2 separate regions of the Mus musculus genome follow, and region 2 is linked to region 1. A link is a loop called in an ENCODE intact Hi-C map of the cell type or tissue named here. Cell type or tissue: heart. All regions are shown on one strand. Each heading gives the region's core, and the rest is flanking DNA. Links, peaks and the distances in the headings are about the cores only. Region 1 holds the start of Olfr560 (olfactory receptor 560). Region 2 holds the start of Olfr556 (olfactory receptor 556).

Region 1 (17,030 bases), core at 3,635-11,634:
GGAAGATTGGAAGCTCAGGGTGACCCTTGGCCACATACTAGGCTCAAAGTCAACCTGTGAAAGATGAGACTCTGTTTCAAAAATCTAAATCAATATAAATTTAATTTAAAAATAAAAGTAAAAAGTGAAATTACCTGTTGTGAACATTTTTTGCATGCCAGTGCTCTATTAGGCAGTTTATATCTAGCCCTATAGATGAGTAAACTATACTAAAAGAAGTTTACATAGCTTATAGGTTTCAGTGAAATAAGGCATGTTTAAGAGTATAAACATTGTAATTAAGGAAAACTGATTTCAGAATACTGGCTGTGGGTCTCACCAGCTATCTGTGATGCTGAGTATGTTTCATAACATCTCTCACATTTGGTTATGACTTTTTTCACTGAAAAAGTAACTTCAAAGTAAATTTATTAATGCCACACATATATATATGTTGTTATAATGGGATCTTAAGACTAGCACAGTAACGCTTGATGATCTGACAAATGTGTTTTAACAGTATGAACAATTTTTATTGCTGACAAGGCTTCCAAAGGATTGTCTGAATACAGATCCAACCCTTGTCTGATACACACTATAGACCAGCAGCAGCAGCAGCTTGGAACACACTGATGATACGGCATTGGTCTAAATCATCAACTGAAGGAAAGGCAGACACAGGCTACAGCTTTCAGTATTAATGGAAAAAAAGCACATTATCTAAGTAGGAGAGTTCACAAGAGAAAGAATGAAGTTGTCTATGACTTGAAGAAAATGAGTCTGACAGGTCTGAGAGTGCCGGCACACTGAAGAATGGTTTAAAAGAGACAGAAATGATGAAGAATCCTTATAATCTCAACACTCAGGAGGCCAAGGCAACAGGATTGTGACTACAGGACAGCCTGGGCTCCATCGTAAAATCTTGTCTTGTTGAAAGGAAAAAAAAAAGATGCAGAATAATTTCTAGAAAATGTGGTGTATTTTTTATGCAATTTTATGCAATTTTTTAATGTAACAAAAAGATGTGATAAACTATAATGTCAAGTACCAACTGGCATCTTGGACATTTGAGAACTAAAATAAATAGCAAAATAAATAAATAAATAAATAAATATATTACTGGCAAGACAGATCTAAAATGGGGATGAGAGAGGGGAAATGAGTAATTTTAATTAGATGATTATTAGACCTTAATTCCATTGGCAGATAACTGAAAGAAACAGGGAGTGGAGAAAGAAATGAGTCTGCTGAGCTCTGCTGGAGGTTGTAGTGTCTGAGGACTGAGACTATGTCTCTCAAAAACAGGTGTTTTGTTTGCTTTTTATTACCACTGGAAGCAAAGAGCTTTTATTTGTTCTCCAAACTGTGGCTCAACTGCAGATTTGAGCACATCAGCCCGGTCCACATTTCACTGCTGCCTTCATGTTTAACCCTTCACCTTTCTGATAACTTTTGCAATACAGAATTGGGAGATGTTAGCTGCACGCATCAGGTGGACGGGGGTTATTTAAAGCCATGGTCATAATGAGGTTATCTCTAGGAGAGGCTATGGACTGCAGGAAGGGATAAATAAAGCCAAATTTTCTCCAGTGCCACAATTTAGAAGGCAGAGAATAGTATTTGCTAATAAATAGTGGAAAGGGCTAATCTGTCAGAGGAGTCATCACTGAAGCAATTGAAAAAGAAAGGATCAAGGAAGAGGTAAGTGGGAGAAAAAACATATCTGGAATTTACACAGAATACTTAGAAATACATTAGTCACTGAGTTGAAAGATTTTCTGAGAGTTCTCAGTGGGGAAGTATCCTGCTTGTTACCAAGGGTGAAGGAAAAATAAACAAAAGCAGATTGTTCTTCAAGCTCTTCCTTGCTCGCTGTAAACTATGCAAAAGGAAAACCGAAGAAGGGATGGTATTTATGACTGGTCCCTCTGTTATCTAAGCACTGTGGTTAATAACGACAGATAGTGATGGGTCCCAGTTGAGATGAGTATGTTGAAAGTCTCTACACTAAAGTGAAAAAAAGCATTCATTATTGAGTTGGGATAGAACTTGTAAATAGGACCCAATGGAGCCCAGCAAAATGCTAAAGAAAGAAAGGAATGCTGTTGGAACTAAATTAGAAGAGACAGACAATGGCTTGTTTACTTACTCATAAAATATTTGGAAATGCCTGGGTCTTGATGCTTCGCAATGCAAAATCTACCACATTATCCTTTCCAAGAAATTCAAGATTCTTATGTTTTCAATCACTCACTTCTCCCTCACCTAAAGGAGACTCACGTTAAGGACCCATTTTGCTTGGTTTTTCTTATAGTTATCTGTTACTACTGTTACCTCTCACGTTATCTATGTCCAGAGCACACTTACCCTGTTTTCACTCCTGTAACTCATATCTAACCACCAAAAGTTAGTTACAACTCGTCTTCTTTGTTGCTATTTCCTAAAATTAATTTCTCTCAACACTTAACCCAGACCCATTCACATACACACAACACTGATACTTGGCCCTGTACTTTCTATATCCTATCTCTTAGATATCCCCTACCTTAGTAGCCCATTTCTTCATCTATGACCCTGAGGTTCTTGCTGTACCTATACAGTATCTAATGTGACATTCATATTCAAAACTGATCAATTTTTGTTGTTGATAAGAGTCACTGGGCTCATATTACAGAAGATGTTTTGGTACTTACAAGTGTGGGGTATATGATCTATGACAACTTCTTTGGCTACCTCAGGTACAAAATCATCTCAGACTTGCTTCATGTCTTAGTAACTTACAAAACTCTGTGAGCACCCAATATATACATCTACTATTGACTGACCTAAATGTTTATGATAGGTGGTCAACAGCTTATAAAATATTCCTGGCTGTGAAAAGGGATGGCAAGTCCTCTCTTGGTCTAGCATCTATGAAGAGAAATTATAAAAAATTCTTGTCCAAGAGTGACAAACAGCCCAGATGAGACAGAGACAAAGCAGGCAACTTGAGTTCTCTGCTGCCAGATCAAACTGTACTGTACATTTTGCTTTGTTTATCTTCTTTCATCAGGAAAGAAAAGGAAGAAATTATCAAGAGGAAAGAAAACTGGGCATGAATAAATTAAATTATTGCTAAGTGAGTTACTAAGAAATCAGGATAAAAGAGAAATTATTCACTCAGTAGTTTGACTTTCTAAAGTCATCTTCTTAAAACTTTTCAGAATTTAATGACAAAAGCATTAATTGACAAAAATCAACTTAAGCATTATAGGTGAAATAAAAGACATGGTGGCCAGAATTACCAGACATATATGATGACACTGCATTCCATAGCCAATATTGTTCACTGGTATGTAACTACACTTTGGAGTTATTCCAAAGCCCCACTGATATTTGACTCTCTCTTGACTATGAACACTCCAAGAGAAGATTTTGTGTTATCCTTTAGTTTCTAATATGGAAGCATGCAAATGACTGTTACTTGAGAAATATCCCTGAGACTGAGAGGCAAGATCCGGGGAAGATCCATTGCAAGATAATTGCTGTTTAATGGTCTTTCTTATGGCATTTGAAAAGTGTTAGCATTCTTCTCAATGTAGACAACGCATGGAAAATATTCAATGCTTTTCCTTTCTTTCTTTCTTTCTTTCTTTCTTTCTTTTTTTCATTTTTTTAAAGATTAATTTGTTTTTATGAGTACAGTGTTTCTGTCTTTATACATACCAGAAGAGGGCATCAGATCCTATAACAAATGGTTGTGAGCCACCATGTAGTTGCTGGGAATTTAAATCAGGAACTGGAAGAGCAATCAGCGCTCTTAACTGCTAAGCATGCTCTCCCACCCCACTGCTTTTAAATCACAAATTACAATTGTATATATTTATAAAATACAATGTGATGTTTCCCTAAACATATATCTTCTGGAATGATCAAATCAAGTTAATTAGTGTACCTAACACCTCAATTTGTTATCATTTGGGGGTAGTTACAGCAGTTAGAATATCCTCTTGCACCTGTTTAGAAGTATATAATACACCAATATCAATGCTTAATTCTTTTCATTTTGATGATCATACATTTCTAACATTAATGTCATTATTCTCCTGAGGACACTCACGAATGAAAACGTTAGAGTCCCAAACTATACTCAACAAATAACTTTTACCTTTTTTCTCTAATAGCACAATAATTTCAATTATTTTCCTAATTTATGTTTAATAAGGTTCCCTAGGGTGCCCCTTACAGTGGAACTTCATGTGAGTGTGTGTGTGTGTGTGTGTGTGTGTGTGTGTGTGTGTGTGTGTGTGTGTGTGTGTGTGTGTGTGTTCTGGAATAAATTAGGTATCCCTCTGTGCCCCCTCACATCCTACGCTTGCTGTCTGTCATTTAGTGCCTTTCTTTTCCACCAAAGGACCTACCCCACACTGACCACTTCTCATTAAGCCCTCTCCAAACACAGCCTTAATCTGTTTATATCCAAACGTCCATTTCAAATTTACATATACCTATCTGCCTAGTCTAAATTTTCTACTCAGTGGGAAATGTGATCTTTTTCAATGAAGATCTATTTTCCTCTGCAAAACAAGAAAGAAACATTTCATTATTTGTCCCAAGCAGTATATTTCCACAAAAACATGCAGAGAGTCTGTTGTGAAGAACTAGTCATTCAAAAATTTAAAGTAAAAATAGTTGAATATGGTAACATGTTTTATCAAGTGGATACTAGTGTTCCACAAGTGTTCCTGTGTAATCCACAGCTGGAGGAGTGAAAGGCCAGATCACAGACATAGGCAGCTAGAAGCAAAAACTCTCAGAGGCGAAAAGTTGTGGGCTGAGACAGTTCTTTCAAGAATAAAAAATACAGTTGCAGTAGTTGAAATCATAAATTTTTTTTACCAATTTAAAGGTGTCATTTCTATTTTTGTATGTTGTATAGATGCTCATATTTGGTCAAATGTATGTTGGATAAGATTATTTATAAATAGAATACACAAAAGAAATGCAGCTTTTTTGTTTTAGCTTTATTCTATAATTTTAATCTAGCATGCCAACTTTCCAGAACACCACAGCTTCTTCCATCATTTTCCTGCTCACTGGTGTGCCCGGGCTGGAAGCTTTCCACACCTGGATCTCCATTCCCTTCTGCTTTCTCTATGCAACTGCCCTGTCAGGGAACAGCCTGATTCTCTTTGTCATTATCACCCAGCCCAGCCTCCACGAGCCCATGTATTACTTCCTCTCCATGCTATCCACCACTGACCTCGGGCTCTCCATCTCCACTCTGGCCACCATGCTGGGGATATTCTGGTTCAACGCCAGGGAGATCAGCTTCAATGCCTGCTTGTCACAGATGTTCTTCATTAAACTCTTCACTGTCATGGAATCCTCAGTGCTGTTGGCTATGGCTTATGATCGTTATGTGGCCATCTCCAACCCTCTTAGGTATGCCACTATTTTAACTGATTCCAGAATAGCTCAAATTGGGGTGACAATTGTCATCAGAGGGACTGTAATGTTGACACCGATGGTCGCACTTCTTAAGAGACTAACCTTCTGCAGCAGCCGTGTGCTCCACCACTCCTACTGTTTCCACCCCGATGTCATGAAGCTCTCATGCACAGACACCAGGATCAACAATGCAGTTGGATTGACTGCCATGATCTCTACTGTTGGTGTGGACTCAGTCCTTATTCTCCTTTCCTACATCCTGATCATCAGAACTGTCCTCAGCATTGCTTCCCCAGAAGAGAGGAAGAAAGCCTTCAGCACGTGTATCTCCCATATCGGGGCTGTAGCTATATTCTATATTCCATTGATCAGTTTGTCCTTTGTTCACAGATTTGGGAAACGAGCTCCACCCTATGTACATACCATGATTGCTAATACCTACCTGCTGATTCCTCCTGTCATGAACCCCATCATCTACAGTGTGAAGACCAAACAGATACGTAAAGCTGTGATAAAAGTTTTCCAATCTAAAGAAATATAGAATCATAAAAGCCTAGAGCTAAACGGCCTGCTTCAGGCCATGTTGTCAATTAAGGCTAGACTACATCTTGAATGTCAGTTACTTTAGCCCCTTTACTTCACAGATGAGGAGACGCTGATATATAAGTGAGAAGCAATATATAGCCTTATGCCTAGAGTTCCTCTTCCTCCACACCATTTCTTCTAAGCTGGTGCTTTTCTAACTTTGTCAATAGCCCTTTTATTCTTATCTCATCATAGCAGTTACATTTTCATATTAATTTCATATTACATCATTCCTTTGTAGAAAAGTAGGTAGCATTTTCTAACGCTCTGCCATCTACTGTTCAAAGAAACTTCTCTGATGAGGATTGATAGCTTCTTATAGAGAAAGATGTGTATTTAGAAGGTAGTTTGATACTATGTCCATTTGGCAAAATAATAGCAGTAGTTTAATCCTGGGGCCTGTGATCTTCACAACCATGAGTTCTTGGTCAGATTTACAACATTAGACATAAATAAGTACTGTGAAGTTAGCTTTAAAGCACATCATAAAACAGGTGTTTTACCCTCAAAACATTTTACCATGATTTCACCCATGAATATATTTTGCCAGTTCTATCATTATTGCAGCTTGTGGTACTCACAGCTGGGTAAGGTGATCAGTGACTTTTGTTCCCTAGCAGCCTGGATGGCACCTTCTGGTCCTATGAAAACCACCCAGCAGGGGGAGCTTCCAGGTCAGTTCCAGCTTTATTTCTCCAAAGTATGTGGTATCTTGAGAAATAGGGTCTTGCCATCACGTTTTGGTGGTCATCTGAGAGAGTGACAGTAGCCTGCATTATTTTGAGGCCTCTGGGACATCATTTACCAACAACTATAAAAGAGGTATCCTACTCCCAGCACTGGGGATTTTACAACCTACAGCTTCAGGAAGGAGGGAGCATCATCCTTTCTCTTAATTATTGCTTGTCTTGATTTCCATGTGTTGAAATATACCAGAGCTTTGTCCTCGAGACTCTTCTTCTTTTCATACTTCTTTTTCTGGTCATTTCATATTGTATTACGACATTAAATACCATCAATACTGAACAAACATAAATTAGCATTTATAATCAACAATCATCCAATATGTATCAATATTTACATCCAAGTGTCTCAATCATCTTAGATAATCTTAATTGCCCCATAATAAAAATATGTGTTTACCTATAGGCTTCCATAACTAGAAACTCTGTTTCCCAAATTTCTGAGATGAAATACTTGTAGTACCTCTTATGCCTTGCTTTTACTCCTGTTCTACATCTAACTGTCAATCAACAAATCCAGAATCCAACCACTTACATTGCTTCCACTGTTACCATCAGGATGTGAGCCATCACCTTGAACCCAAAGTCATCTGTGACTAGCTTTCTGGAGAATCTTCTTTCATGTATAGAGTAATTATTCTAGTACCTGTGGCAGATCGTATCACTTCCTGTTAACACACTTTTATTGGTTCCTGTGTGCCCAAGAGGAAAACTTCAGTGACTGTAGTAGCATGTAAGGTCCTTTATATGCTCAGAGTCTCCCGACTATTGCAATTCTCTTTCCCAATGTCCTTTGAATCTCCCTAGTAAATTTACATTAGCATCCTAATATCTGCTTATATCATCAGGCACACTACACAGCATTTCATTTCACACTCAACACTTTTCTGTCTGTGATGTTTTTCTCCCAGAGATCTACTGATTATCTTACACCCTGTTTTCATGTAGGTTCTTATTCAAGTGTACCTTACTGCAGGACTCTTAATATTATAAGAATAATAATCATAACAATAATATTGCTCCCTCAGTTTCTGACAGTATCTACCCCTATCCTTACCTGCTTTGTATCAATTCCTAGCACTTTCAAAACCTAACCTATTATATATGGGAGGCAGGGGGGGGTTGTTTTGTTTTTGTTTTCTCATCCCAAGATAAGACTTTTTGAGGATAAGGAATTTGTGTCCTGCCTCCACTTACCTCTTTTTAAAAATTAGATATTTTCTTTATTTACATTTCAAATGTTATTCCCTTTCCTAGTTTCCCCTCCCCCTCCCCCTGCTCCCTAACCCACCCACTCCCATTCCTGGTCCTGGCATTCCCCTATACTGGTGCATAGAGCCTTCACAGGACCAAGGGCCTCTCCTCCCATTGATGACCAACTAGGCCATCCTCTGCTACATATACAGCTAGACCCACAAGTTCCACCACATGTTTTCTTTGATTGGTGGTTTAGTTCCAAAGAGCTCTGGGGGTACTCGTTAATTCATATTGATGTTCTTCCTAGGGGGCTGCAAACCCCTTCAACTCCTTGAGTACTTTCTCTAGCTCCTTCATTGGGACCTTGTGCTCTGTCCAATGGATGATTGTGAGCATGCACTTCTGTATTTGCCAGGCACTGGCAGAGCCTCTCAGGAGACAGCTATATAATGTTATGAGTGCTCTGCTGCATATGTCTGCCTGCCTGAAGAGGGCATCATATCCCCCTATATGGTCATGAGCCACCATGTGGTTGCTGGTAATTGAACTCATGACCTCTGGAAGTGCTCTTAACCTCTGAGCCATCTCACCAGCCCCTCCATTTAAGAATCCTCTTAAGAATTCTTTATCTTCTGCATAGTACTCCAAGCCCAATGAGAACCTTACATTTCTTCTATCCCAAGTATTCTCTGTCACTTCAAGCTTTTGTACAAGCTGTTATCTCTACCTATGGTAGCATTCACTATCATCACCTCCCACTTAGAAGACAGGTGATTTATTTAGAGGATCCCTGACCCCATCAATTTGCCTGTAACCCTACCCGGATGCAACAGCATCACTTTGCACTCATTTCTCATGATGATCCTCTTCAGATTCTGTTTCAACAGTGTTTTCCACAAGGGGCTCTGTATTCACTTCTCAAGACCAAAAGCTGAATCTCATCCACTATTGTCTTGTTTGTAAACTTGTATTAATAGTGTCTGGCTCCCTGTTTCTTTATATCTCCTTTCTTATTGATTGATGCCTTTGATTTGATTTGGTTTTGAAGGAGTTTCACAAAATTCCCCATGGTAACACTGAACTACCTCAACCTTATAAGTAGCTGGGATCACATGTGTGTGCACCACCACACCTAGTTCCATACTTTCTTTCAACCTCAGTTGAACTAATATACAAATAAATAAATAAGATCTTTAAAGATGTATAAGAATTTAGATGGCACACAAGAACACAGCAACCTTCTCATAGTTTCCAAGACATTTATTCATGAAGCTTCTCTTTTTGAAGGATGCTGTGCAAGATGCCCTCTGATCATTTGGCTTAGTGCAGCCTTGTATCTCTCTCTCCTTTCCAACATAAAACTTCCCTTGATATATTCCTTGATAAAGATGAGTTAAAAGCAAAGAATTAGTTATGGAGCCATTAGTGTGGATAATTTATATTTTGGAAAAAAACACCAATTTCTGTTTATTTCCATCCCTTTTGTTCTCTAAACCTCAGGGATCATGCTCTTCATACAGTAATAACTCAAAATGAAGCAACAATAAAAGTCCAAAATAGCTGCATAAAAATCCAAGAAGGAAAGATGGAGAGATCAAAGAATGTGGGCTTCCATGTTAGATTTTGCCTGCTTCACTGCATAAGGTGTGGAACTTGGAAAGCAATGAGGCAGAGTAGGAGTGACTTGAGCTGAGAGCAAAAGATGACAGTATTCAGTATTAAAACTGGAGAAGAGCACTCCTGTTAGTTAACCAGTACCAAATGGTCAGCCCTGAAAACATTCATAGCAAGTAACAAAGTATAGTCTGAGCTGGTTGGATTCATGCATTTAGGAATATACATTATATACACATACAAATATACATATACATCATATACTTATACCTATACATCATACATATATACATCATATACCTATTCCTATACATCATACACTTATAAATGTGCATATGTATGTACATATTTAGATAATCCTATACCTATACTTATACTTATACCTATACCTATACACCATATACATACGCATATTGTAACAATTAATGAAAAATAGGTCAGAAATTTGAGAGTAAGAAGGTTTTATATATATATATATATATGCATATATGGAAGGGATTGGAGAAAGAAGGTAGAAATTATGTAATTATATTATAATATCAAAACATTAAAGAATATTTTTCTTTTTATTGTTTTATTAGTTATGTCCAGGTGAGACTTCCCCCCCCCATTATTTGGTCATTTCATTTAGATCACCCTCATGTTTCAGGAAATTTCTACTGTATTAGGTGTCTATACTATCCTTCAAATGTACCTTAATTTTATCTATCTCTTCTATATTCCCTCCCTTACCCCCTTCTTCCCTCCCCCTCCACATTTGATGCTCCCATTCTACCCTCCCCTTACAGCCATTTCTATTTATTCTATTTCCCTCTCCTAATGAAAATCATTTTAATGGAAATAAGAAGGAATCTCAATATCAAAAGCCAGACACTGATTTTCATGACACTTCTAGAGATATTCTTCCCTGCTTACATCTACACACTAACTTGTGGAGAACCCTACTTACTGTTCCTGTCCCTGGAAACTTGTGAGCTCTCATAATTATAAATGGGCAACTTGATGTTGAGAATGGGTAATTTGCAGTGGAAATGCCATGCTCTGACCAAGTTGGTTCTCTAGTTTCCAGTTGGTTCTCTAGAAACCAGAGTAATAACAGTCCCATGGGCATTATGTTTAGTAGGAAAATTAGACAAGATAGGTTAGGGTTAACTACAGAAGACAAGGAAAAGTATACCACTTACGTTCCCATTCATAAGCACATCTAATCTTATCTTCCTGGAATGCATCCTTCCAACAACTTCTAGAAATGCAATTTAATACACATACACAGTTCTGAGGTGCTTGGTATGATCTGCCCATTCTCCTCCTATCTTTAAGTCACATCAATCTGCCTTCTCATTTTCCCTGTTCTCTTTGTAGTGCTCCAGCAACACCATTCTACTTAGAGAATTCCCTTTCCTTCTGCTATGATTTATCTCTGATTAAAAATCCTCTTCTGGGGATTGGGCATGGAGAGATGGATTAACAGGTAAGAACCCTGGATGTTCTCCAAAGGACTAGGGTTTACTGCCCAGCACCCACATGACAGCTTACAACCATCTGTAACTCTAGTTCCAGGGGGACCTAATGCCCTCTTCTGGAGTCTGCAGACACAGGGCACACAGACATACAGACAAATGCCCATACTCATTTATTTAAATTATTTTTTAAAAACCTCTTTCATGAACCCACCCCTTATTAGATTAATGTTTGTATTCAAATCCTCATTAAAATAATTGATATTTGCTATTATTCCTTTTTATGTCAAGAGCGTTACTTTAGCATCTTAGGGTATGACTTGATTATATTCATCTCTGTATTCTCTAAGTGCAATATGATGTCTAAATCAAACCAGTACTGAGAGAACATACTTTCATGCAATAAGTGAATGAACACATTCTTAAATATAGATGCATCATATGTCTTGATACATAATTAACAAGACAATAATTATGTTTCTGATTTTAGAATGGCAATAACAAGATAAGACATATTTGATGCAAACTTAGAATAGGATATAAGGCAAGATAAATATCAACCAAAGATAAAGACATACGTGGCTAGGTATGAAGGAGGGTACGTGCCACTGGAGAAGAAATATTAGAGAGCTTACAAATACTGCCTCTTGGAGAATATGGTGCTTTAGCTAGATTTTAAAGGTTTGAAGTGTGAAGTCTCTGAAAAGGAACAGTGAGAGAAAGACCAGAATAGATAATAATAATAGATCAATAAAAACAAGCTCATGTAGTGGAGACTAGTCTGTAGAATTATATCTAGTTCTATATAAAGAACTTCCACTCCCAGTCTGAGAGAAGAATGTGAAGTGATTAATGCTCTAAGTCTCTACATGGACCCTTCACAGAATCCTCCTTTATCCCAACCTCTCCCCTCCACTCATGTACACTACCTGCCTTGATCCTAAGCATTGCACATACTTGCTCCTTGAGAAACTTATTTGCCATCTCTGATCCTTCTTCCTGAAACAATTTCTCTCCAGATATTTTCAAGGATATTGCTTCCCTTCTCTCTCCACCAGGCAACCTCATTTCCCTCCTTCCTATATTAATATGTTTCTTATCCTCTTCATTGTTTTCTACTTATGACTATCTAGCATACTATTTAGTTAATATGTTAATTTAATTTTGTTTTTGTCTATCTCATCAAAAAGCATTCTTCATAAGCCTTGGAATTTTCTGTTTCGCTTATGAATTATAGGCTCTTAGCAAACACCTGTTGAATGTGAATTAATAAACAATGCATGAGATTCTCCATCTAATATTATCACTGCAGGATATAGACCAAAAAGCCATCTTTACTCATGTCACGGGCATAATAAAAAGTGACTATCATATCTGTGGCTGTGCTTAAACTTAAAGAGAAGCAGGAGAGAGCTTTGGAGATGGGAATGAACCTACAATGCGTTATGGGGCTACATTTTAGTGTACCTACGTGTGTCTTAAGCCTGATATGAACTCTAAGAGTTCAATGATCATTACTATTCATACACTTTGCCTGCTGTGTCTCCAGATGAAGTAATGAGGAAACACTAACCTTGTGGCTGACTGTGGAAATTAGATCAGCTCAGAGGAGTGGGAACGCACCTGTTTGTTATCAAGAGACTCATATGGGTCATTGTGGGAATGGCGGCAGGGACCTTGGTCCTTTGAGATTGCTTCCTTAGACATGAAAAGTGGGAAGCTGATGACAGAAGTACACAAGTGGACATGAGCATTTCACTCCTTTGTCTGCCAGATCCCTGGAGCATCAGCTGGTATACCAACAGCTTGTTCCCCGAGCCTACTGAGTAGCGTTATAAAGAGACCTGGTCCGGAAAGGGAAAGCCAGACCCTGCTGCTCTCCTTGAGTAGAACTGCGCCATTCCCAGGTGAGTGCTCCTTTACCAAGAGTCTGGCAGCACAAAGATTCTGCCACATTGAGGGTCCGTGAAAACCCCGCATGTTTCATTCTAAGATGAGCCCAAGAGCCTTAGCCGATGATTTCTAGAAAGGCGGTGGTATGTAACAGAATTATATTCAACTATAAAGAATGGAATAATAGAATCTACAGAAAAGTGGGTAGAACTGGAGATCATTATATTAAGCAAAGTAAATGAGACTCAAAATGACAAATGCTCTCATGTGCAGAATCTAAATGTGATGTGTGTGTGTGTGTGTGTGTGTGTGTGTGTGTGTGTGTGGTGTTGAAAGTAGAAAGCGGACCATCAGAGGAGAGGAAAAAGATTTTAAAATAAGAAAGATAGAAAAGGGTTATGCAGTTTATATGACATGAAGCAGAAGGGGAAAATATTTGAGGGTGTTAATGAGACCAGCAAGAGCATGATGAGGAGCTGAACAATGTACACTAACACATTTCTATGAAAACATCATCCTTTTACTTTGCTAACTTTAAAAAACTAATGTTTCGAGAGCTTAAAGAAGCTTCAATAGCACATAAAGTAAATCTGCATATCACCTCAGGGGAAAACTGTAATCTTAACACAGTTTTGTGTTCTAATCCGTGAGCACTGTGCATCATTCCATTTGTAAATACTGTGTTTAATTTCTTTCAGTAATGGTCTGAAGAACACAATGCATACATTTTCTTCTGGTTTTGGCTAAATGCATTATCTTTGATGCTATTGTGAATAAGAAGGTTTTTGGAAGACCAATTTCTGGTACTTCATTATTATTGTTAGGGAAATGCTGACTTGGCAGACGGCTATCATATGCTACAACCTTGCTATTCTATTGCCTATATGATTGTTTTATACAATTTTTTAGGTTATGTAGCCTTTTAAAAAGGTAGTTTTACCTCCTTTAAAATAACACAAAATAGAACAGGAACTAGTTTTGTGCTTTAAGTACCAGCAAGACTGGACAGGTGCTCTGCCGAGCAGGGGATTGGAAAAGTGTCTGAGTCTGTGGATGAGACAATGTCAGTGACACAAAAGCCCTTGAGAGTATGGAATGTGACCTTTTGCCTCTTGTTACCCCTCCAGTCTGCCTTCTCATGTTGTCCCCATTTCTCTAGGGTTCAGTGGCCATGTAACATGGGTTTTCTAAAAAAAAAAAAAAAAAGTTGCTTAGCTTTTTCCCATACCACATAGAGTCTTTTGTTGGAACATTTGCATTCTTTCCCATGAGTTGTTTATGACAGACACAAAGATTCTAGATAAAAGCTATCTTGCATCTCACTGAAGAACGCAGTTTTCTCAGACAGCAGCACGTAGCAAGGTTTGAAATTCACTGTCAGTGAGAAGCTGTTCTTTCACCTATACAAGCTATAAGGGTGGCAAAAATCAATATCAGTGGTATGGATTCTATAACCAATGAATCCTTAATCCGTTCATCTTTGCTCATCCTAAATAGGGACACTCTAATTTTTAAAATCTCTCATTTTATTGTGCTCTAAACTTTCTCCATTAAGGAAAAAGGCATGGACAAGCTTTATTAAAGACCTTGGTTAGAAGAGGAGTATAATCCTGGGAGAGAGAAACAAGTTAATCTGGATCCCTGGATACTGTCAACAAAGACACCTGCATCTTTACTTCTCATCAAAGCTCCTAATGCTGACAGCCAGACCAGGCTGTCCTGATGTTAACCAGCTCTGAAATCAGAACATTAGGGAGCTGGGCAGGAAAAGGCTTTGATGTGAGAGCTCAAGTGTTTGGGTCAGATACGGGGTTGAAACAAAATAACATTATGCTATACAAAATAAAAAGAAATAACTCCTCGATATGGGTGATTTATTGGCACAGGTTCCCTGAAAAACTCTCAGAATATCATAGTAAAAGAATCAGTAATACCGTTTCCCAAATCAGGGTTTACACACACATACACACACACACACACACACAGAGAGAGAGAGAGAGAGAGAGAGAGAGAGAGAGAGAGAGAGAGAGAGAGAGAGAGAGAGAGAGAATTCTATTTGGGAAAAAAGAAATAACCTTGGAGGTGACTTCCAGGCATAAAGATGGCTGCTGATCGGGAACACAAAGCTGTCACTGGAAACATGTCTGATAGCTAGGATCTGCTGGAGGTGGTGAATCTTGTCACCACCTCCCTCTGCAAAAACATGAATAGAGGGAGCTGCTTGATTTTGCTTTCTGAGTTGCTATTGTGTTTCTCTCTCTCCCTTTGCAAACTTAGAGCCAAGGACCTAGAATCCTGAATATTATAAAAACGTTTTCCAATCTCTCTATCTTGGAAGATCCTTATTCCCTCTTCTGTCTGCCTAATTCTGTTCATGCTCCAAGACAGAAATGTAAAGATCATCTCTCCAAGATGGCTGCTCTGTCTTCGTCGTCCCCTGCAGTCAATGAATTCCTTTGTAAGCCTTTATCACAGGGCTCTGACATATGTGTTCCTTACCCATCTCATACCCTAGGCAAGCTATGTCAGCTCAGAAGGAATGATTCTCATAGCTGCATCTCACAGATATGTTTAACTGGTGATGCAAGTGAATGTTTCTGAAATTTGAATTAATAAGTAATAAAAAGAGAGGGGGAAGGAGAAATGTGAAGGAAGAAAAATGGAAATAGAAATGGTGTCAGTGAAGGATGGGGGCATCAGAGGAGAACAAAGTGGGCAAGAGGGGGAAGGAGGATATCTTTATCTGAAAGTTAATACAGTGATTTTATGAGAAAGGGAGCGCCTAGTATCCAGACAATGGAGATAGGGACAAGAAGAGAATCTAAGAAAATCTGGTGAAAGCCACAATTTGGAGATAAGAACTTTTCTCTCGTAGCTTGTACAGGAGCTGGGATATGGTCAGAGAAGGAGTGAGAAGGGAGAAAGTGCTGATACCACTAAGTTCCAGGGGACTCTCTGATTCTGCTCCTGTCCTTACAGGCTGTCAGTGTGGCCTCTCCCTCTTCCAGTCCGCCCCACTTGGTGTCAACGATGAGTTCCTGCAACTTCACCCATGCCACCTTCCTGCTTATTGGTATTCCAGGACTGGAGGAAGCTCACTTTTGGTTTGGCTTCCCCCTGCTTTCCATGTATGCTGTAGCATTGTTTGGAAACTGCATTGTGGTCTTCATAGTGAGAACAGAGCGGAGCCTGCATGCACCCATGTACCTTTTTCTCTGCATGCTGGCAGCTATTGATCTGGCTTTGTCCACATCCACAATGCCCAAGATTCTCGCCCTCTTTTGGTTTGACTCCCGGGAGATTACTTTTGATGCCTGTCTTGCCCAGATGTTTTTCATTCATACTCTCTCAGCAATTGAATCTACTATCCTGCTGGCCATGGCCTTTGACCGGTACGTGGCTATCTGCCACCCACTGCGTCACGCTGCTGTCCTCAACAATACAGTAACAGTCCAAATAGGCATGGTGGCTCTGGTCCGGGGATCCCTATTCTTTTTCCCACTCCCACTACTGATCAAGCGACTGGCTTTCTGTCACTCCAATGTGCTCTCCCACTCCTATTGTGTCCACCAGGATGTGATGAAGTTGGCCTATACAGACACATTACCCAATGTAGTCTATGGTCTAACTGCCATTCTGCTAGTCATGGGTGTAGATGTCATGTTCATCTCCTTGTCCTACTTCCTGATCATACGAACGGTTCTGCAACTGCCTTCCAAGTCTGAGCGAGCTAAGGCATTTGGGACTTGTGTGTCACACATTAGTGTGGTCCTGGCTTTCTATGTACCACTCATTGGTCTGTCAGTGGTGCACCGTTTTGGAAACAGCCTGGATCCCATTGTGCATGTTCTAATGGGGGATGTCTACCTGCTGCTGCCTCCTGTGATCAATCCCATCATCTACGGTGCTAAGACCAAACAGATCAGAACACGGGTTCTGGCTATGTTCAAGATCAGCTGTGACAAGGACATTGAAGCTGGGGGAAACACGTGACCCTTACCATCCTATCACCCTTGTCCTACATGGCTTAATATAATAACTTCAACACATCTGCTTAATTCCAATCACCAAAAAGCATATTAGTGCTTTTCCCTGAATGGGATAGTGAACTGAAGTATGGTTTTATCTT
Region 2 (17,030 bases), core at 4,062-12,061, 85 kb after region 1:
TCCAGAGTTGACCAGACCCTTTATACGTGTCTGCTTGAGAACTTGAATCTTCATTTCTGAGGTGACCATAGCCTAAAGACTTCTTAAATCAAATCTCTTGTTTCCTAATTCGGTTGTCCACATAACAGCTTTCCTCTTGCAACGTCCATTTTCTGATTAAGTATGCCTACTAGTCCACATTTCTCACACCAAGTAATATGTAGATTCACAGAAGACCATCAAGGAAAGCAGGAACCACAGGAACCACAGGAGAGTGGAGGCAATGGAGTTACTATGAGGACTGTCCTTTTCAGATGCCTCCCACTGGGGGACTCCTGTTCCCAGGAGACACTCTGTCATCCTGCCTTTTCCCTGGGCACTGCTTCTCTTGGCCTCTGCCCAGCAGCCAAACACTAAGATTCCTCCAGAGACTGGCTCTCTTCTGTGCTCAGCCTCTTGGGCATTCCAGACTGTGAGAGAAGTCAGGAGCCTGGAGAGTGACTAGTGTTTGTGTATTCTAGTCCCCAGAGGATACCTAACATTAGACTAATGAATGAGGAGCTGAGGAAGGGACCAGTTCTGATCTTCACATGCATGAACACACACATGCACCTGCCTGTCCCATGTGCCCACCATACATGTGAATACTCACACACACATCGGACATCTAGGAAAAATAATCGAATGATCCAAGTGTACATTTATTTCTTTCATTTATTTATTTACTTACTTACTTATTTGCTAATTGATTGTCTATCTGTATGTGGCATGCCTATGCCACAGTCTCCATGTCAAGGTCAGAGAACAACTTCCAGGCGTCCGTCCCCTCCTTCCATCACGTCAGTCCCAGGAATTTAACTGAGGTTGTCAGACATGGCATCATGTGCCTTTACCCACTGGGCCAATACCAGCCCTGATAACATTTTTAATTTTTCAATGCAGTGATTTATAACCTTCCAATGGCTTGGCCCTTTAATACACTTCCTCATGTAGTGGTGACACACACCCCCCCGTGATAAAATTGTTTTTGTTGCTATATTATAGCTATAAATTTGTTAATGTTATGAATCATAATGTAAATATCTCATATTTCCAGTGGTCTTAGATGTCAATGGATCATTCAATCCCTGAAGGGGTCGTGACTCATAGGTTGAGAACCACTGCTCTAATGGGTATTTTCCTAAGATTTCCTCATTTGCTTATCGCAGTCTGCTGAAGTAGCTACCGTTATTATGCCTACATTTCATCAATGAACATGAGATACAGAAAGTGCACAGAGCTCCTAAGACCAGGAAAGAAGCTGCAGATTCAACATCAGAACTCTTTTCCCTGGTTTCATACAGTCAGCCATCCATGTGCTACCATGAATGTGAGTGCCAGTCACTGTGGCTTGGAGCCCTGGTTTCCATTGTATGTGAGTGTACCTGCAGTGGGATTGCTGCATCACAGGTGATCCCTGCTTTTCATATTTCATAGATGTCAGACACTGTCACCATGGAAAGCTTACTATCACCATCTTCAATAACCATGCAAAGGGGTCCAGTTTATCCACATTTTCACCCAAAGTTGGTTCTTACCTCTTTTTTTCTTGGCTTCAGTTGGGTTTTTATTATCATACATACATATCAAATGTATTCTCTCACTGTCATTTTAGATTTCACCTCTCTAATGACCAGTGACAAAAAGCATCATCAAGTGAGTTAGCTGGTCATTTGCATATCATCCTTACAGGACTGTTTTCATTCGAGTATCTACTTTCTTGTTATTGTTGTTGAATTATAAGATGTCATCATTTACTAGGTAAATAGTTCTTATTAAATACATAATATATATACATATATATACATATACATATACATATTCATATACATATACATATATATCCTTCTAACCTATATGGTGCCTTTGCATTCCATTTTGTCCTTTGTTACACAAAATTATTTCTGTCCCTTGTGGGTATATCTATCTGTTTTTCACTTTTGGATATGATGTCTAAGAAATCTTTGCAATGCTAAATATTTTCTCTAGTTTAATTATTTTCAGTCTTCCAATTAGCTCTTTATCTTTTTATTTCAATTTCTTTTTGCATATCATGTAAGGTAGGGTCTCATCTGATAGCTTCACATTTGAATGTCCAGCATTCCCAACACCATGACCAGCATCAGATCTGTTAACCAAACATATCTGAGTTTGGGTCTGACCTCCCTATTCTGCTCCACTGCTTATTTTTTTCTTTGTGTCAGTACTACACCATGCTTTTTCATAGATGTAAAGCTAAGGTCAATTGGAAAAAAATGGAAGACATTTTGTGCTAATCAAGGGAGAAGTTAGCCAACTTGCTATTACAGTTTTTCCTAGCACTTTGAATTTTAATATCAGAAAATTCATCTCATTAAGATTTTCAGTTTCTTTAAGAATCAAATATATGTGTCTCTGCCTAATAAAACTGTGTGACTCTCAGAAGAGAGTTGGACCCAGAGCATGATTCTCTCCATCCTGTGTTGGGTTGTTTGTTTGGTTGGTTGGTTTGTTTTGTTTTGTTTTGTTTTGTTTTTGTTGTTCCTTTGTTTTTCACTGTGGTTCAGAATTTTTTCCAAATCATTCATTAGAAACAGGCCAGCACTATTGACCCCAAGTTCACATAAGATAAACTAAAATCTGTCCTAGGTGGAGGAGATGTCTGCATAAGGAATAAACATGGGAGTCAAATAAAATGGAACCCTCAGTGAACCAGAGAACAAGATCCACCAGTCTCTACCACAACACGGGGGAGGGGCAAGCCTAAGAAAATTCTAGTGAGGGAAAAGGTAAAAAAAAAATAACTTTCACTAACAGAGGGACTGATGTTAGATTGAAATAAAGATTTAAAAGAAAAATTACAGAAACAAAACAGCAAATCACATTCTCTGCCAAAACTTCAATCTGATAACATTCTAAATAAATACAGCAGAAAATACAGTCACTTCAGTCCAAGTCTCCTAAGAAGTGGAAGTGTTATGCCAGGACACTCTACGCCTGTCCATGTCCGTAGACCTTAAAGTCATCCTTGCAGTGACTGGAACACTGGAGGTCGGAGAGGCTTTGTGTTCATGAACCTTGAGTGCACTGGGAAAAGAAGCAATGTGTCAGCAGACTCCATATCCGCTCCCGGATTTGTCTGGTCCTAATACCATAAATGATAGGGTTTAAGGTGGGTGGGATGATCAGGTACAAGTCAGCTAATAGCACTTGAGTGTGCAGTGGAACTCGGTCCTGCCCTAGCCAGGCCACATAGATGGATGCCATCCCAGGGAGATAGTACAGAGCCATGACCCCAACATGAGAGCCACATGTACTCAAAGCCTTCCACTGTGCATTCCTTGAGGACAGTCCAAAAACTGCCTTGAGAATCAAAGAATAAGAGGCTGAAATGAAGGCCACATCTGAGCCCACAATGATGGAGGAAAAAATCAAACTGTAGAGACTGCTGGGCATGGGGTCAGCACATGCTAACTTGGCCACAGCCATGTGTTCACAATAGGAATGAGGAACTACATTGGAGGCACAAAATGGCAAATGACTCAACATCCAACTCAAAGGAGTCATAAAAATAACAGCTCTAACGGTGATAGTCACACTAATTCCCAGCATCACATGACGGGTGAGAATTCTCATGTAATGTAAGGGCTTGCAGATGGCCACGTAGCGATCAAAAGCCATGGCCAGTAGCAGACCTGTCTCCACAGCAGTGGCCGCATGGACAAAGTACATCTGAGTGAAACAGGCATTAAAGCTGATGGAGCTGTCTCCTGAACTGAAGATGCTCACCATCTTAGGTACCACAGAAGAAGCCATAACAATATCCACAGCAGCCAGAACACATAGAAAGAAGTACATAGGCTCTTGTAGAGTGGAATCCATGCAGATCACAATGATAATGAGCATATTTCCTAAGACAGCTATGCTATACATGGTACTCAGTGAGATGGCCAGCCAAAGATAAGAAGACTGAAACCCTGGGATGCCCAAGAGGAAGAAAGTGCCAGGGGATTCCATTGTGTGGTTGTAGGATGGCCCCAGCATCACTGGTCAGACTGCTCTGTTAACTTGTAAGATACTATATGAGAGGTAGTATTCCTATAAAATATATTATTCTGTGTATTCACAAATTGTTGAAGTATTTTCATCTTGGTGGTATTTTTCATGACCTAAAAAATTAACATTGAAAAAATAACTTTATGTAAATATTATGTGCTTTACTAATATCTATTCATATCTTAAATATCAATTCTTCATTTTTCTGCCAGTAGTGATCTCTCTGCCCTCCCGCCCATCTCTCAATTCCTCTTTCCACCTCTCCCCATGCAGGTGTTGAGTGTTTATGTTTACTTCAAGCTTTCATGAAATCATGTTGATCCATAATGACTTCAAATTAATGATTCTAATAGTATCCCTATGGCTTATGGTATGCACTTTAAAAATGTGTTTTTAATTTGTAATTTGTGTTTTCCTAGCCTGTGGAACAAAGTTAGAAGATATATTTCATGTATTCCTTATAGTCAGATATTTCTTCATAATGAATAATCAGAAGAATGTACCTTTTATTCTCACGATTGCTGAATTAGACAAACTGATTGAGATCAAATGTCATGCCTCCTAGGACTAGTACATAGACTCATTATGAAAACACATTCCTGTCAGTCAGAAATGCATTATATGGAAAGTATAGGTTCAGGAAATAAGGCCATTAAAAATGACATAATCACTTTCCATATAAGAGAATGTCGTTGAAATATTTGTAATTTTTAAAATGGAGGCTCAATTTCCTTAAAGTAGTTTCAATTGCTAGCCCAAGCAATTACACATTAACCCTTTAGACACATGTAAAGATGATCCTCCCCATAGCTTTTCTGCTTCTTCAATATGGTTTGCCCCTTTTCGTGGTAAACTGCCAAGGAAATAGACCAAGGAAACGTCATCCTTGTGAAAGTGAAGCATGTTTTAGAGAAAATGATATATGATCATACCAAGATGAGAAACAGTATTTATGGGTGAATTTCTATATTTGCAATAGACAACAAATATCTATATAAAACAATTGACTTAAGTACTTAAGTGAGATGATTCTTCATCTATATCATATAACATCATTTAGGCCATTTGAGATTCCCATCTAGGTCTTTCCAGTACTAACTCCTGGCAGTATATTTAACAGCATTAAAGTCAAGAAAAAAACTATGGATACTTCACCCCACAAAAAGTATTATACGTTCACCTGGGCAGTTTTGGTAAAGAAAAGAGATTTACTACTCTATGAGTCTGGGAGCTGAGCTCCAACCTTGGCAGTGTTTGCCTTTGCTCTGCATCTTCCTCATTCAGGTAGTGCCAGGTCACAGGGTATGTAGTGACTTTGCCAGACATCCTAAAACAAAGGAGCAACACTACTGTCAAATTCCCGTGCTGTAATCCTTTACTTCCCTTCCTTTTAAGTTGCTCAGTTTCCGTGATTTTATTCACATATGTAAATAGTATAAAAGACCCACAGTATTCCGAGAACACAGCACACAAGGTCCCCTTTGATTGATTCAGACCTGGGAATGTTGTCAGATCTACTAGAAAGCCTGATTTTCTCCTAAAGCACGGGACAGAATCCCGTCTGTTGTCTCACATAAAATGTGTTATTAAAGTTCTGTGGTTTAGAGACAGAAAAACAAAGTGGCTAATCATAGTAGCATAAAATTTTAATGTGTAGAGTGAAAAACCTCATTAGTCACTTGCTAGCCAAATTGATTGATCAAATCAGGCAACTCTTCCAGCCCTTAACCTGCACGTTGTTAGGATAGAAAGAATCACCCATCCCCATATCAAAGAGGTGTTTTGAACTTAATTGAGAAACTAGGCAAAGGGATCCTTATGCTGGTTTGAGCAATAGATGCTTAATAAAGTGTAGAAAGTAAGAAAAAACATTGCTCATCCTGCTTAACCCAGTATGTCCAGATTACGCTAACATGCATATTTAAATGAGTAGTACTGAAGGTTTCCTTTTGGCTTTCCAGTGAGCTAACACTGCAGGTGCCACTATATTGAATGTTGCTCAGTACACAGATACTCAATAAAGTATAACTAATTTTTAAAAGACTGTTTGCATACACTAAACCTATAAATTGTTCTAAATAACGAATTCAAATGGGTACGTGTGATCAGACTTTTTTAAAAAGCGTGCATTGCCTGAAAGTTTTCTCATATCACCCTTTGATCTGCCTCTGGAAGATCTCCCACTCAGAGATACACGGGGCAAGGCTCAAATCTGTAATTTGCTCTGTTTTGTTTTGTTTGAGGAACTGTTTGGTTGTTTTCATTGTCACTTTAATGGAAAGGGGATTTATCCATCTAAATAACAACTCATTCATTTCTGAGAGCAAAGGCTAAGAATTGTTATTTGGTACTGCTACTGTATAAAAGTTCTTCTAAGAATGGAAAGCCAGTGTGGAAAGTGTGTGTGATGAGAATCTTCATGAGAGCCAAGGAGATACTTTCACTGTTCATCCGATTACTCTCAACAGTGTTCCACATCCAGAGAACATGGACAGGCAGCTTATCCCAGAACTAAACTCAAGATCCCAAGTATGAACCACACTAAGTCCAATTAACGTCAAACCCCTTCCCTAAATATCACATTGCTAAAGCCTCAGCCTCGGTGGTCATCACATCAATTGCATAGCTTGTGTTCACTTAGTAGACAAGAATAACCTAGGAACTAATTTCTTAAGCTTCCGGGAATCTTCAAGAAGATCGAAGGGTTCTTATTTAATAAGCTCTGAGAGTAGGCTGACTAGCCACTAAATCCTGTGACCTCTAATCGGTAAAGGGGTTCAAAGCTAAGCTACCATATTCTTACTCAGTTATCCCCTCTTTAATTTCTCTTCTGTGTGTTTGGTCCCTCCTGAGTAATTGTACAGATCAGACCTGTGGGCATCTGTACTGGGACTCCCTTGTGCTACAGAAGATACTTTCTCTGTAATCTAAGCACTATTAAAAACAAAAAACAAAAAAACAAAAACAAAAAACACAAAAAACAAAACAAACAAAAAACACTTACCTGGTTGCCCGTCCTAACTGTGTGACATACACTTACCATGTCACTGTCAGTCCTGCACTAACTGACCTGACACCCAGGTGCCTCTAGAGACCCTGAGCAGAATCTTGAGGAATTATCTATAAAACCTAATGTGTGAGATTTTACTGCAAATGATGAAACTTTGAAACAGACCACAAGGAGGAGGGAGCCATGTAATGACAGAGACAAAGGACATGATAAGCCCCACATATGGATCATAGGAGCCTTGCTGTGTGTGTAGCCACAGGGGTGAGACAACCTTAGTAAAAGATCAGGTGAGAACAGGTGAAAGCAATCAAAACAATGACTGTTGAAGAGTGAAAATGACTCAGGATATTCTATGCTGCTGGGTCTGCCCTAAGTGCCACAAATTCAGGGCTCAACATCATTTCCTATAGATTTGAGAACCACAGAGATCCACAGTTTCCACTGCCCCATTCATCTTTGACCCAAGATCTTCCTTTCCTGACTGCCTGATAGAAATCAGCCATAAACACAGATACCATTGCATACGCCAGAAAGATTTTGCTGAAAGGACCCTGATATAGCTGTATCTTGTGAGGCTATACCAGTGCCTGCCAAACACAAAAGTGGATGCTCACAGTCAGCTATTGGATGGAACACAGGGCTCCCAATGGAGGAGCTAGAGAAAGTACCCAAGGAGCTAAAGAGGTCTGCAACCCTATAGGTGGAACAACAATATGAACTAACCAGTACCCCCAGAGCTCTTGTCTCTAGCTGCATATGTATCAAAAGATGGCCTACTCGGCCATCAATGGGAGGAGAGGCCTTTGGTCTTTCGAAGATCATATGCCCCAGTACAGGGGAATGCTAGGGCCAAGAAGTGAGAGTGGGTGGGTAGGGGAATGGGGTGGGGGGGGGGGTATGGAGGACTTTCAGGATAGCATTTGAAATGTAAACGAAGAAAATACCTAATAAAAATTGGAAAAGAAAGAAAGAAAGGAAGGAGGGAGGGAGGGAGGGAGGGAGGAAGGAAGGAAGGAAGGAAGGAAGGAAGGAAGGAAGGAAGAAAGAAAGAAAGAAAGAAAGAAAGAAAGAAAGAAAGAAAGAAAGAAAGAAAGAAAGAAAGAAAGAAAGAAAAGAAATCCACCTTCTGCCAAAGGCATGGTCTGCTTATGCCCTGATCACTCTCCCTCTCTCCAGCTGTGACAACCTCGCCTCAACATACTTTCCTGTGATCTTCTAAATCTTTTTCCTCCTAATCATTGCTTGTAGAAACTTACATGTGTTACAAGCCTTCTCCAAGAACGAGCATTTGGTCATTATTTTCTAAATTTTTCTCTCACTCAACCTAAGTTGTTTTTCTTTGTCTCTATGCAAGATCTGCTGCCACCTTGTGACTTCTTTTAGCATCAGCAGCTGCCTCCTTAAATTTTTTTACTTTTTGATTTTTGAATCCCATTGAAGTTGAACTTGAACTTTGCATTGTCTGAATGTAGCCTTACTGCCTATGATAATTCTGTGTGCCTGCTCCTGTGCCTCTCCCACCACCCAAATGCACTGATACTCAGCCTATATTGTGTGATCTTTTCTCAGAGCTCCTCTTTGTCTTAAAAACTGTCTCCCCTTTTTCCCTTTTTGCCAAAGTTGGACTTTTCACTTCTTTCTGCCTTAAACACAAGAAGCTCTGTATTCCTGCTCACTCTCTCATCTCTTCCAATCTCTCACACTCTCAGAGAGAGCCTTTGGTGTTAGCAGTACCTTCCAAACCTGGCCAACCTCTTGCCAGGTGACTTGAATCCTCCTTTCCAGGATGATCACGACCTGGAGGTTGTAACAGCCCAATTTCCTATTTCAGTTACCTACACGCCAGCATTCTGTCTACCTAACTTTCTCAAATTATCCATGCATGGTGATACATATTTCTTTCATCCAGAAGAAATGAGATTTATTTAGGACTCTTCTCAGAGTCAGTAAGCATCACAAGAGACCAAAGAAAACAATGGAGAGTCAAGATGAGACTTGTCCTTTTCAAAGACCTCCCTCTGGGATCTCTCCTCCCTATCACTCTATTATCCTGCCTTTTCCCTGGACACCCAATGTCCCTCGGCCTCCGCCTAACAGCTAAACACTATAAATCCTCCAGAGTACTGGCTTTTGTCTGAGTTCCATCTGGATCTTTCCAGACTACGGGATGAGTCAGATGCCTAGTGGGTTAACAGCCTTTGTTTTTTTCAGATCTCAGAGGATGCCTAAACCAGTTTGAGAATACAGAGTTCATCCTGAAAGAAAACAAAGGGTGTGATGGAAAACCTGGATGTGCAAGGCACCCAGAGAGGTTCTTTTCAGGGTGTTTTCTCATTCCATTCTCAACCCTCTTATTTTGCTATCATCAGGATGACTACATGTTATAGGTGAGATGTGTAGAAGTCCTAGAGCTAGAAAGTCAGAGAATCCAAAGTTAGAGGCTAGACATCAGTGAATCTCACAATGCTTAACAAATGTTCACCCTGATCACATAACTGATCTCTTAAAGTCACTCCAGTATTCCTCAGTTTCTCCTAGAAGTTCATGATGGCCTTTATACTCATAAGTATTTCTCGTGACATGCTTTTGGGAAGCATGAATAGACAAGAATCTCTGAGTTCAAGGCTAGCCTGATCTATATCATGAGTTCCAGGCTACCCAGAGCTACACAGTGAGATCCTATCTCAGAAACAAAGAAGTATTATGTGAGGGTCTGAACACATAGCTTAGTGGTAGAGCACTTACCTAACATACACAATTGAGTAAATATGTGAAGGAATAAGATAGTAGTTGATGGTTTTAGAACCAAAAGATAGAGAGAACTCCAACTCTGAGATTGGTAGGATTAATATTGTTGATAAGGTTGAGTATCTTAATTGGGTTCATTTCCCTGCCAATTAAAGACTTAAGGGGTGGGGAAAACCTTAAGTGCAAGAGACAGCAGTGAAGAAATCTTGAACACCTTGAAGAAGAGCAGATAGAATCAGCAGGTGAAGGCATTTATTGGGAGAAAGAAAACACATGTGCTACAGACTCAAATCCATAAAGATCCTCCCCACAGGAGCCAAAAACACCAGGTCTCTTCTCAAAGTCTGGTTTTGTTTGTTTGTTGTTTATTTTTGTTTTGTTTTGTTTTAAGTCTCTGAAGAGTTTCCCAACTCTAATTTGTGGTTGGTCACTTTGAAGAAATATAGGATGGTTGATTGGTCGACAACTGTTGTGTAACATGTCTAAATCAGCCTTGAACTTATTGATCCAGTCATTAGCAGGGGGCTTCATAGTTAGAGACAAGAAGCTACAAGGCCTTCTTTAAATTATTATTACTATTTTTTTTTACATTCCAACAAGTCCCCCCTCCCGGTATGCCTCCAATAGTACCTCATCCCATTCCTCCTCCCCTTTGACTCCAAGATGATGTTATCTGCACCCCCCATAAGACTCCCACTTCGCTGGGGCCTCATCTCCCACTGAGGCCAGACCAGGCAGTCCTCTGTCGTATATGTGTTGGGGGCCTGCAACCAGCTCATGTATGCTGCCTGGTTGGTGGCTTAGTGACTTTTTTTTTCCAAACTGCCTGGCTTTTGTCTCCAGTCTAGCGTGGATAAGGAAAGGAAAAAGCTGGCCATGTTGGAAGTTCAGTACCTGTATTGCCTAGTCATGGTCTCTCTCCCTGATAGGTAGTCTGCCTTCCTATTAGAGAGTCTGTCTAACTCCTTGTCTTCACTGTGAAGACAACTAACCTATCAAAAGCACTCTATATAGTCAATGAAATCCCAGTGCTATTCTTCACAGAAATTGAAAAGATAACCTTAAAATTCGTGTAGAAATACAACAAGCCAGGATAACCAAAACAGTCCTGACTAATAAGAGCACTGCTGAGGTCATCACCATTCCTGATTTCAAGTTATACTACAAGCATGGTTATAAAACGCAGTGTGATATTGGCATAAAAACAGATGCATTGATCAATGAGCGAGAACTGAGGGTCCAGACACCCATCTGACTTTTTGACAAAGAGACCCAAAGAACACATAGGATAAAAGATTAATGGCTTTAGTAAAACCAGAAAATGGAACAGCATAGATGTCCACCAACTGGTGAATGGATAATGAAAATGTCTATGTAGATTATGGAAATTCATTCACCTATGTGGAAAAAATAAATTATGAAATTTACATGAAAATACATGGAACTAGAAAGCATTATATGGTCTGAGGTAACAAAGTCTCAGAAATATAAATGTAACATGTGATCCTTCATATATTTTATTACAGTAAATAACATTGAACCTTTAGATCTGTTTTGTGTTAAACTAGAATACCCATAGACATCAGGAAACAAGCAACATGGCATGAACATGATTTCAAAGGAGGGAGGGATATACCACAAATGGTATTAACAGACAAAGTAATAATTGAACAGGATATGTTGAGGGGGTGGAGAGGGAAGGCAAGATAGAGGAAGGGACTGAGAAGGGATAAGCAACATTAGCAGCCCTTGAAAAGGCCATAAAGAAACCTACTACTTTAGAAACTTCATAGAGTACAAACTCATGTATATGTAAAATAGTTCAAATAGAGATACTTTATAATAAAAAATACTGCCTCCCCCAGACACCATAGGCTATCAAAATAAAAAACTTGTGCTTGTCTCTTTTTCACTTGTTGGGATCCCACAGATATTAAAACACTAGAACCTATTGACACTGTTCCTGTTCACCCTCCAGAGCTTGATAATAAGTCTCTGTTGATGAAGATACCACATATTTGAATCATAAGACACAGAGAAGTCAGGCTGGTACTGACACAGAAGCTTTCTCCCTAGTGGCTAGTTTTCATGGCTCCAGAAGGTGCTGTGCATGCTATTCTTAGAGAACAGCAATCAGCAACCTGTCTAGATGTGAACACTGCAGGCTGTACTAACAACTAACCTGGCGAGAGAGATCTGCTGGTGCAATAGTAGCACAAATGTTATTGGAGTAACCAACCACTTTCTGCTTGGATTTAAAACTTGTCAGAGTATGCCTGGGCCTAGCAAACATAGAAGTGGATGCTCACAGTCGGCTATTGGATGGATCACATGGTCCCCAATGAAGGAGCTAGAGAAAGTACCCAAGGAGCTAAAGGGATCTGCAACCCTATAGGTGGAACAACATTATGAACTAACCAGTACCCCGGAGCTCTTGACTCTAGCTGCATATGTATCAAAAGATGGCCTAGGCGGCCATCACTGCAAAGAGAGGCACATTGGACACGCAAACTTTATATGCCCCAGTACAGGGGAACGCCAGGGCCAAAAAAGGGGAGTGGGTGGGTAGGGGAGTGGGGGTGGGTGGCTATGGGGGACTTTTGGTATAGCATTGGAAATGTAAATGAGCTAAATACCTAATAAAAAATGGAAAAAAAAAACTCACTCAGATGTGAACACTGCAGGCTGCAATAACAGCTGACCCAGCTAGATAGATCCACTGGAGCAGGCACAACCCCTTTCTGATTAGATTTAAGGCATTCCCCACAAAACAGAACTCATTTCTAGTACTGTTAAATAAGCAAAAAACTAGTGGCTGAATAGTTCATAGACTCTAAAGGAGAATCTAGTATTACTATTCTGCTAAATAGTATTAAATTTTCTCCGACTTAACATATCTTTATACTACTAGATTAATGCATCTCTCAACCTTCATCAAATTAGATAGTGATTAATACAGAGACTCACTACTAGTCTGTGTGCGGAGAACAAGAGGTGTTGGTGTGGTTGGCCCTAAATAGACATATATCATTCATCTTTCTCAGAAGACTCATGGAATGTCTCAGAAGAAATGGCAGGAAGCCTATAAGATCCCAAAGCAGTGGATGACTGCTTCAAAACAGTGTTTTTCAGATATAACGAAGCCATTGTATACAATTCACAGTTGCTATGACTGCATGCACAAGATCTACAGAAGACCAAGCTTGTCAAAATCCAAGTATGTGTGGAAGAGGTAGTCAAGAAATATCTCTCTCCCACCTGAAGAACTCTTGTCAATCTAATGGCTATAGGAGAGGGAGTCAGTTTTCTTCAAAGAGACAGCTGCTGATAGGATACACATGCTCTGGGGATGCCCATACACCAGTGTACATATTACCAGTATTAAGTGGATCTGGTGGTTTAGAAGAGAATGATCACATGAAATTAAGAGGGAAAAAAAGGTGGTAAAAAATATAGGAAAGATTTTAAATGAGAGGATGAAGTGTAGATTTCTTTCAAAACATGTGCCGGTATAAAATTCTCAGACAATAAAAAACATTTCTATTAAGAATTTTTGCTTGCTTTATACAAAGACCAGGAATCGTCAAGTATGACAAAAAAATCCATTGGGGGGGGGGGGTCAAGAGAGATGGCTCAGAGGTTAAGAGCACCGACTGCTCTTCCAAAGGTCCTGAGTTCAAATCCCAGCAACCACATGGTGGCTCACAACCATCTGTAATGGGATCTGATGACCTCTTCTGGTGTGTCTGAAGACAGTGATGGACTCACATAAAATAAATAAATAAATCCTTTAAAGAGAGAGAGAGAGAGAGAGAAGAAATGGGACATGTACTACTGCCCTAAGTTTGTGATAGAAAATCTAGAAATATGCTATATATAAAAAGAAGAGATACCACTAAAGAAGGCACATATTAAGAATCACACATGTAAAGCTGAGCGTGGTGGCGCACACCTTTGGTCTACAAAGTGAGTTCCAGGACAGCCAGGGCTATACAGAGAAACCCTGTCTCAAAAAAAAAAAAAAAAAAAAAAAGAATTCAGACAACTGATGGACAACTACACAATTAAAGTATTTCTTAACAGTATAGGAATAAATGGTTATATTATCTATCTAAACAATTTGTCATAGCTTATGTTCATCTCTACTTTCAAAGAATAAAAAAGTATGTTACTCAATTAAACTGGATTTTATGATACCACATATCAATGTCTATATTGCAAAATGTAAAACAGAACAATAATTACATGTGTTTTTTCTGCACAAACCATTTTTGCCCTTGTATTTTACTGAATGTATAAAATCTGACTTCACCAAAACTTCTGAATGGGAAACTATTGGATTTTTCCACCTCTCCTAGATCTGGTATAGGACTCCATCCAACTAGGACATGTTCTTTCTCCCCCGGAACACTTGGATGATCCTTCTACGTATCTGCTTTGTCTTCACACTGTAGACAATAGGGTTTAGCACAGGAGGAAGGAGAAGGTAGATATTAGCCATGAACATGTGCACAACTGGTGATAAATGTTTCCCAAATCTGTGGATCATGGTGGCACCAATGAAAGGAATGTAAAATAGAAGCACAGCACAGATGTGAGAGAGGCAGGTGTTGAGGGCTTTGAGCCTCTCAGCTCTGGAGGCAATGCCTAGCACTGTCTTCAGGATAAGTACATAAGAGAAGAGAATGATGAGAGCATCGAGCCCTAATGTGAGAATGACAACAATGAGGCCATAGAGGCTGTTGACACGGGTGCTGGCACAGGCTAACCTCATTGCATCTTGGTGAAGACAGTATGAATGAGATAAGACATTGGAACGACAGAAGGGCAGCCGTTTTATAAGAAAGGGCACTGGGAAGACCACACAGACTGCCCGGGCCAAGACAACTAGTCCAATCTTTCCAATAAGCCCATGAGTAAGGATGGAAGCATAACGCAATGGGTCTCGGATAGCCACAAATCTGTCAAAGGCCATGGACACTAAGACTCCAGATTCTACTACTCCAAATCCATGGATGAAGAACATCTGCGTGATGCATGCATCAAAAGGAATCTCAGGGGCATTGAACCAAAAGATACTTAGCATAGAGGGCAAGGTAGACATGGAGAGACTAACATCAGTCAGAGCCAAGATGCAGAGGAAGTAGTACATAGGCTCATGGAGGCTCTGCTCTACCTTGACAACTGCTAGGATGGTGCCATTTCCCAGAAGGGTTAGTGTGTAGAGAAAGCCCAGGGGAAAGGCCATCCACGGGTTCTTGTCTGGCATCCCTGGGATGCCTGTCAGAATGAAGCTATGGTGATTGGTTTGTGAAGCATTTGAATTCATCTTGGTGATCTCACCACTGGATGAAGCTGGTCTCTCTCACTTGTCTTACAGCTCCTAAACTGGAAAGATAATTTCATATGAGATAAGCAAGTGATTTCCTAAACACACAGATAGAATAGAGAAAATAATTGGGTTAGCAAATAGGTAACTTTTGTTCCACTCTGAGTTTCATCTTCCAGGATGAATTCAGTGACTCCCCTTCTCTTGGTGTATGTACTTTGCTATGCCCTTAACCCACTGTGTTTATGATGAACTCTATGACACATTAGTGAACACACAAATGTCAAACATATAAATTAGTTTCGTTTTATAAACCTAAATTTAAGGTAGCAAAGAACAGAAAATGATACATAAAAATGTATGCAAATTTTATTTTCATAATCTTTTGATACACCAGAAATCAGGAAACCAATACTGGAACTCTTCATTCAAGCAACATTTAACTCATTTTCAGAATAATGTCTGAAACATATGAAAAGCTGATCTTTTCTTCCCGTTGTCTTTTGGTGAAGGAGGGGATTTGAAATAAATTCTCACTATGTCACTGGGATTGATCTTGACCTTGTAATCCTCCTGCCCGAGGTCCAGGAATGCCAGGCTCACAGGTATGTACCACCACGACCCTCTTCTTCTCTTTCTATTGCTACAGCTAAAAAATGATGTCGCTCTATATGTCAGATGACGTATGGCATTTTTCTCACATTTACACCACTTTCAGCAAATTTTTCACTCTTAAGTTACAATAAACTATTTTTCTAGAAATCTAACTTATTAATAACAAAAAACCCACCTCTTTTTAAGAGCTTCTAATTTGGACTAAAAAGGTGGCTTAGTGGTTAAGAGCACTGACTGTTCTCCCAGAGGTCCTAAGTTTAATTCCCAGCAACCACATGGTGACTCACAACCATCTGTAATGGGATCCGATGCCCTCTTCTGGTGTGTCTGGAGACAGCTACAGTGTACTCATATACATAAAATAAATAAGTAAATCTAAAAATATTAAATTAAAATTATTTTTTTAAAAAAAAGCTTCTAATGTTCTTAAGGAGAGTCATGAACTCCACTCTCAGAACCCCAGGTAGCTGCCTGCCTCACTAGCCCTAAATCCTAACAGTTTCCACCAGTTTCTCTTTCATTTGGTCCCTTCAATCCAGCCAAAATTACACTTGGATCTCTGATACAAAGTTTCTAGAAAATGACTTTTCCAGTTTCCTTATCATGTCTCCCCACATCTGTTTCTGTTTGCCGAGCCAATCTAACCGTATCTAACCGTGACCCTTTTCCAAATGCTAACAGGACTTTTAAACTCTTTGGTATGCTGTTTTTACATGCTGGAATTCTTTCTTCTTATATATTAATGTAGTTCATTAAATATTGCATAAGTATTTTCAGAAAAGTATATACTTATACCTTTCTGAACTACTAAGCTAAACACAATAAAGGAAAAATGTCATTATTCATCACTTCATAGGATATATGTGAAGAATATACAAGCATTTTCATATGTTCAGTAAGGAAGAAACAGTATGTGGATGAAAATGATTAAATGTCAGATTGTTTCATGGGATTCTGGAAAACCCTCAAATGCCTCCTCATCTCCTTTCTATGGATTGATCATTGTTAACCAAGAGAAAAAAATCTCTTCTTAAGACCAAAGAAAATAAATGGAACACTTTCAGTTTAGTAGTTTGTTCACATCCGTGTTTTGGGGGTGGGGGGAGGAGGGAGGGAAAGAGAGAGAAAACAACTCAAGTGCTGGTCTGTGAACTCTTTCTGCTCCATTTCTATGGGAGAAGAGTAATTTCTACTTGGGGTCCATGACTACAAGAAAGATAGTTTTCAGATTCGGAACTCTTGGTATCCTTAAAACGCAGGGTCCACGTCCCCTTG

What was found. Hi-C counts contacts between places; a loop is a spot of excess contacts. Peaks named below come from ENCODE experiments on the same cell type or tissue, not always from the same donor. Only the 100,000 strongest peaks of a DNase experiment are listed, where the experiment ranks them.
Region 2: it touches region 1 in a loop (8-fold over the local background); 4 of 42 quality-filtered maps call a loop at or near these places.

What each region holds. Positions count from the first base shown.
Region 1 is chr7:102,741,903-102,758,932 of GRCm38, reverse strand. Olfr78 (olfactory receptor 78) reads left to right here. Exons shown (of 4, transcript NM_130866.4): 2 at 5,800-6,668; 3 at 12,783-12,915; 4 at 15,881-17,030. The coding sequence starts at 15,932. The coding sequence ends at 16,894. It overlaps Olfr560 (olfactory receptor 560), which reads left to right and starts at 5,006. Exons shown (of 1, transcript NM_147113.2): 1 at 5,006-5,950. The coding sequence starts at 5,006. The coding sequence ends at 5,950. In heart, for the core only: a CTCF peak has its summit at 6,651 (motif pointing right); no DNase peak of the experiment used is centred there.
Region 2 is chr7:102,656,933-102,673,962 of GRCm38, reverse strand. Olfr556 (olfactory receptor 556) reads right to left here and starts at 4,062. Exons shown (of 1, transcript NM_146754.2): 1 at 3,040-4,062. The coding sequence starts at 4,041. The coding sequence ends at 3,067. Olfr555 (olfactory receptor 555) reads right to left here and starts at 15,140. Exons shown (of 1, transcript NM_147103.2): 1 at 14,193-15,140. The coding sequence starts at 15,140. The coding sequence ends at 14,193. In heart, for the core only: a CTCF peak has its summit at 8,434 (motif pointing left); no DNase peak of the experiment used is centred there.